2 separate regions of the Homo sapiens genome follow, and region 1 is linked to region 2. A link is a contact called in ENCODE Hi-C or POLR2A ChIA-PET data. All regions are on one chromosome and are shown on one strand. Each heading gives the region's core, a stretch centred on a gene start or an enhancer-like site at or near the end of the contact. The rest is flanking DNA. Distances are from core to core; before and after follow the strand shown. Region 1 holds the start of NMT1 (N-myristoyltransferase 1). Region 2 holds the start of PLEKHH3 (pleckstrin homology, MyTH4 and FERM domain containing H3).

Region 1 (2,707 bases), core at 161-2,660, 2.4 Mb before region 2:
TAAATGCCTAGGCTATATGGTGTACATTACAGTAACATGCTATACAGGTTTGTAGCCTAGGAGCAATAGGCTGCTGCATGTTACTGAGTACTGCAGGCAACTATAATACAATGGTAAGTATTTGTGTATCTAAGCATACCTAAACATAGAAAGGATACAATAAAAATATGTACTATAATCTTGTGGGACCATCTCTTCTACGCAGTCCTTGGTCTTTATACCTTTATATCTGCACTGCCACCAATACTGCGAATAACAAGCTGGCTACGAAAATCAGACTACCTCAGACTCAGCAAGTTATACACCCAAAAATCTCTCACGACTTTCAGTTTAAAAATATATCTACAAATATAGACAGGAAGATGGGGAGAGACAGCGTGAGTGCCAGTGCCAGGCACTAACCATGTGAAGAAAGATGAATAAGCTGTGGCTTACAGAAGTAAAAACTAATTTGGGAAAAGAATTCAACATTCAAATGCCTGGTGTGTTTCTTCATCCCTAGGAACAAATAGTAACTAATGGCAAGACCCTAAAGTACAGGATAGGCAGTATGGAGCCCGAGGATTCCAAATACTCTCCAAGAAACAACATCGCTCATTTCTTGAAGCCTGGGGCTGCTCTGCAAAGGTAACAAGGCAAAGATGTTCGAAGACTTAATTATATTAATATATCGTTCAGGATACTTATGGATTATTTGGAGCAATGGAAACTATGTAAATCAAAGCATTACCATACCGTTAATTACATAGGTTTATAAGGTGAGTTTATATTTTGGGATTCTCTGGTAGTGATATTTTACAATATAATTATACATACAGTTTGTATAGTCTGATGAGTTTCCTCACTGAGGGTGAACTGCTGCGAAATGTTTTATGATTCGTTTATTGCTAGTCACGTTGTTCAAACAACACGTCTATAAGTAACGTTCCCTTTGAACTGTACTGTTACTAGACTGTCCTGTGTTGTACCATCGAAAACCATCGTCCAACATGCTCTTTTCCCAGGAATGGCCTGAAGCACACGAGTGGAACACTGCATAGAACTTTTATATAATAAAAGTACTGAACGTCTCCGGCCCTTAATATCCAGAGCACCCACCCTTGGTAAATGACAAAGGCAATAACCAATCGCCAGGCAGAATCCTAGTGACTTAGCCAATAAGAACATGAGGGTGGGGCTAGACTAAGCTCCCGGTGACTTCCCCGCACCCCAGAGACCCAGGTTGTGGGAGGCTGGACGGGAATTGGACTCCGAGGATTTCGTTACCCCCGGTTGTAGCTGTTGTCCTCCTCATTCTCGCAATCGCTGCAGTGCTCATGGCCGTTCCCGTTCCCTTCCATCATCTGCGGCAGCGGAGGTGCCGGCGGCTTCACTGCTGTCTCACTCTCGTCCGCCATCTTGAGTTGCGAGAGCAGGGCTCCGCGCCCCACTACATGGGGGGTTCCTATTGGACAAGGGGAATTTGCGCTGCATTCTGGGTTTTGTAGTTTTTCTGGCGAAGCGAGCTGCCACTAGGAGCGACTCTTTCCCAGGAAACTGACTACAATACCCAGGAATCACGAGGGACGGCTCCGGTCGGATTAAGAGGCGGGGCCACTGATACCCGGAAGCCTAGGCATTCGGCCACGCTTTGAGGAAAGAAGGGGCGCAAGGTTGGTGGGACCGACCCTTGGGAACCGGGCGGCCGCCTGGCATGATGGGAGTTGTAGTTCGATGCTGGTTTAGGGTTTCAGGCGTGGAGGTTCCAAAATCCGAGGTTTGATTTCAGCCTGCCCTTGCCAGTGCCTGGGCCGCTGGGAGCCGTTATTGGCTGCCGTTAAGGACCGTTACGTTTCCCGGGTAAGTGAAAGGGCCTGAGGCCCGCGGGTGCTACCTGCCTGGAGCCGGAATGCCCCAGGCCTTCTTAGAGTGGGCTTTTCCGCAAGAAGCCTAGTTGACTCCTGGCCGCCTTCCTCACTCGGGAGTCTGGGCAACCTGCGGTCATTGGCAGTTCAAGGTCTCATGAGAGGCAGTGGATTTTTTTGTGCGAAGCACTGACCCTAAGCCAGGAGACCACACTGCTAGGGAGGCAGGGCTCGCCGCCTCATCTTGGCCTCCAGGTACTTATCTTCGCCAAGCTCTTTCGCGCACACGTGGTCCCTTTAATTCCCCACAAGAATTTTCCACAACGACCCTTTTTTTCTTTTCTTTTCTTTCTTTCTTTCTTTTTTCTTTTTTAAATACGGCCGCCTTCTGTCGCCCAGGCTGGAGCGCAATGGCTCAAGATCACAGCTCACTGCAATCAAGGTATCCTCCCACCTCAGCCTCCCAAGTACCTAGGACTATAGGCATGAGCCACCACACCCGGATAATTTATATATTTTTTGTAGAGACGAGGGTCTCGCCTTGTTGCCCAGGCTGGTCTCGAACTCCTGGCCTCTAAGGATCTTCCTACCCCAACCCCGCAAAGTGCTGGGATTACAGACGTGAGCCACGGCACCCAGCCCACATCAACTCTTTCTTTAATAAGTGCCAGACTCTGTAGTAAGGCATTTCGTACATTATCTCATTTAATCCTCTCAACAAGTCTACAATATAGGTCCTATTATTATTATTCAACCTTTGTTTTGTTTTGTTTTGTTTTGAGACGGAGTCTCTCTCTGACTCCCAGGCTGGAGTGCAGTGGTGCGATCTCGGCTCACTGCAACCTTCGCCTCCTGGGTTCAAG
Region 2 (2,700 bases), core at 9-2,508:
GGAGACGGCGCCGATCCTCAAAGGGTCCCACACGCCAGCCACTGGGGACCGACCTGGAACCCTCCATCCAAGATCTCTGGAATCGCCGCTGAGTCAGCAACGCGCGCGCGCGCCCGCGGAGGCCGCGGCCCCGCCCCGGCCGCCTAGCGCCTGAGTTAACCCCTTCCTATACAGAGCCGCAGGATATTAGCCCTAAGAGGCCTCCACTGTATTCGGAGACCACAGAATTCCTTAGAATCCAAGTCAGTCTCCCCAGCTGAGTTCGGTGAGCTGTGAGCTCTATATTCGATTTTATTTCCGGCCTAGGTCTGCACCTTCCCAGAGTGCCTGCCTCAACTCCTTCACCTCGAAAAGGAGGTGAGGCCGAGTGCAGTGGCTCATACCTGTAATCCCAGCACTTTGGGAAGCCAAGCTGGGAGGATCGCTTGAGCCCAGGAGTTAAAGACCAGCCTGGGCAACATAGTGAGACTCCATTTCTACAAAAAATAAATTTAAAAAATTAGCCAGGCATGGTGGTGTACGCCTGTAGTCCCAGCTCCTGGAGAGGCTGAGGTGGGAGGATCCCTTGAGCCGAGGAGTTCGAGGCTGTAGTAAGCTATAATGGCTCCACCGCACCCCAGCCTGGGCAAGACAGCGAGACCCTGTCTGGAAGAAAAAAAAAAAAGGGTGGGGGAGAGCTGAATCAGACCGAGAAACTGGAGAAACTGGACTCCTTCTCCCCAGACGTGGAGGGCCACCTCCAGAGCTGTGTCCTCGCAGGTCTGGACATCCTCTTAGTAGCCAAGGCGTTTCCCTTTCTCAGGGACCCTGAGACGAGACAGGGGTTCAGAGAGCGGCAGTTGGGTTTTCCTCTGTCCTGTGCCAAAACTCCTCAACAGGGTTTTTAATTGGTTGGTGAGCCAAGAGTTAAAACAAGAGCCTGAAGGCGGGCTTCCGTGACGTCACTAGCACCCCGCGTCCGACCTCAGAGACTGGGGCGTGGCTAACATAGCCTCGTCCCCTCCCTCCCTGTTTCCCCGCCCCTCCCCGCTGTCACCAAGCCAGGGGCACATGATGCAACCCAACGCGGTTTCAGCCGTCTGATTGGTAGCCGCGCCCGGCGCCAGGCACAGGGATTGGACAGAGGAGACTGTGACGAAACCTGGACCCTGCCTAGTAAAGAAGGGAGGAGAGAAAGAAGAGAGAGGGGGGGCCCCCCGGGAGGGAGGGGGCCGGGGGGGCGGGGTCCCAGCTCTGTGCTCGCGCCCCCAGCGCGCCAGTCCCGGGGCTGCAGGGAGCGCAGCGCGCGCGGCCCGGGCCCCGGCCACCGGACGCCCTACCGGACACGACCCTCCCTGGAGCTTGGACAACTGCCCACCTCGGACGCTGCACCGGACACTGCCCCCCACAGGGCTGGACACTCCAACGGACACTACTTCCCAGCTCCGGACATTGCTCCCTCCTCTCCCGGGGCCCTGGACGCTTTTCCCCCTCCCCCCTCCGGGGGCCCAGACACTGAGCCCCCCTCAGCGTCTGGCTAGCGTCCCCTTGCACCCCAGCCCAGGACACTGCCTCCTCCCTGTCCTCTTCTCCCTTCTGCTCCTCCCACCTCATCTTTCCCCTGCTCGGGTCGGAGCCCCGCCAGTTCCTCCGACCCCCTACTGCTCGGCCGCGGCTGCCCGCGCCCCCATCCGCAGCTCCTCGCCCGGATGCCTCTCCCCGGGGGACTATGGTGGCTTCTCTGCTGCCGTCGAGGCTTCACTCTTCTGCACCGGGACTACGGGGACGGCGAGCTTAGCGGGGACGGGGACGAGGACGAGGACGAGGAAACCTTTGAGCTGCGGACCCCGAGTCCAGCGGGCGGCGGGAGGGTAAGTCCCGGGGGTTCGGAGCCTCGTCTCAATCACTCTCGCTGTAACCGGCCGTCACGCTGATCCGCTCCAGCCTCCAGCCACACGCTGCGCGCTTGGCGAACTAGGGATGAGGGAGAGTTTTTTGCCTGGGGGCCAAAGCCCCCGGGAGCTCTCGGAGCAGCAGCCCTACTCGGGATGTGCCTGTGGGCCTCCCGCTGCAGGCTGGGCGCTATCCACCTGCTGGGGGCCCTGAGGCAGGGGAGGCGTCACGCGTGGCCCGACCTGGCCCTGCCTCTCCCTTCCCCGCTGGGCCCGCGTCCCATCCCGTCTCCTTCCGCCTCCGCCAGCGCCGAGGAATGTGGCGAGGCCGGCTGGGCGGCTCGAACGCCTGGGTCCCCCTCCGCTCCCAGTTCGCAAGTGCGGAGGCCAGATGCGAGAGCTCCCGCTGCGGAGACCTGGACGAGGGGGAGAAGTCATCCCAGGATTGGGGTCTGTGGCGGGGACCCCAAGGAGAGGGAGGTGGGAGCTCTTTGAGGACCCCTCCTCATTACCCTGCCACTCAGGACAGAACTCTCGGCTTTCCCGGGTGAGGCTCCTGGGAAACCCCTGAGGGGATGGATGGTGAGGGACACTGGGCTGCTGCCTGGTTTTGTCGAATCTCCCCGTGGGGAAACGGAGGCACGATTGGTGTGGGAGACCTCCATCCCTTGACGTCTCCTCCCCCATCCCTCCTGCACACTGGCGGCCAGACTCCCGTGTGCTGTGGCCCGGGTCAGGCTCCCATCCCCCGCGCAGGGGTCCCCAGCAGGCCCAGTGGCTCGGTGCCCGGGTGGGGCGGGCTGCGCCGCCGGGGCCGGCGCCAGCACCT

The links. A loop is a pair of places that touch in the nucleus more often than their neighbours do. ChIA-PET counts read pairs that join two places held with the same protein, here RNA polymerase II (POLR2A). Pooled maps may share reads with other maps.
Region 1: a map with no recorded cell type shows a loop between it and region 2 (10-fold over the local background). The contact joins the promoter of NMT1 here to the promoter of PLEKHH3 in region 2. A Hi-C loop is called at or near these places in 1 of 37 single-sample maps with no recorded cell type and 6 of 50 pooled maps. POLR2A ChIA-PET finds 5 or more read pairs at or near these places in 1 of 52 experiments (activated CD4-positive, alpha-beta T cell).

What each region holds. Positions count from the first base shown.
Region 1 is chr17:45,060,020-45,062,726 of GRCh38, reverse strand. NMT1 (N-myristoyltransferase 1) reads right to left here and starts at 1,410. Exons shown (of 12, transcript NM_021079.5): 1 at 1,267-1,410. The coding sequence starts at 1,397. It also overlaps a transcript of DCAKD not described here. RefSeq lists enhancers at 970-1,049, 992-1,286, 1,140-1,499, 647-1,638, 1,600-1,779 and 1 more.
Region 2 is chr17:42,675,552-42,678,251 of GRCh38, reverse strand. PLEKHH3 (pleckstrin homology, MyTH4 and FERM domain containing H3) reads left to right here and starts at 1,258. Exons shown (of 13, transcript NM_024927.5): 1 at 1,258-1,850. The coding sequence starts at 1,689. RefSeq lists enhancers at 1-105, 106-607, 588-667, 798-847, 868-967 and silencers at 138-217, 1,078-1,327, 1,418-1,477, 2,598-2,700.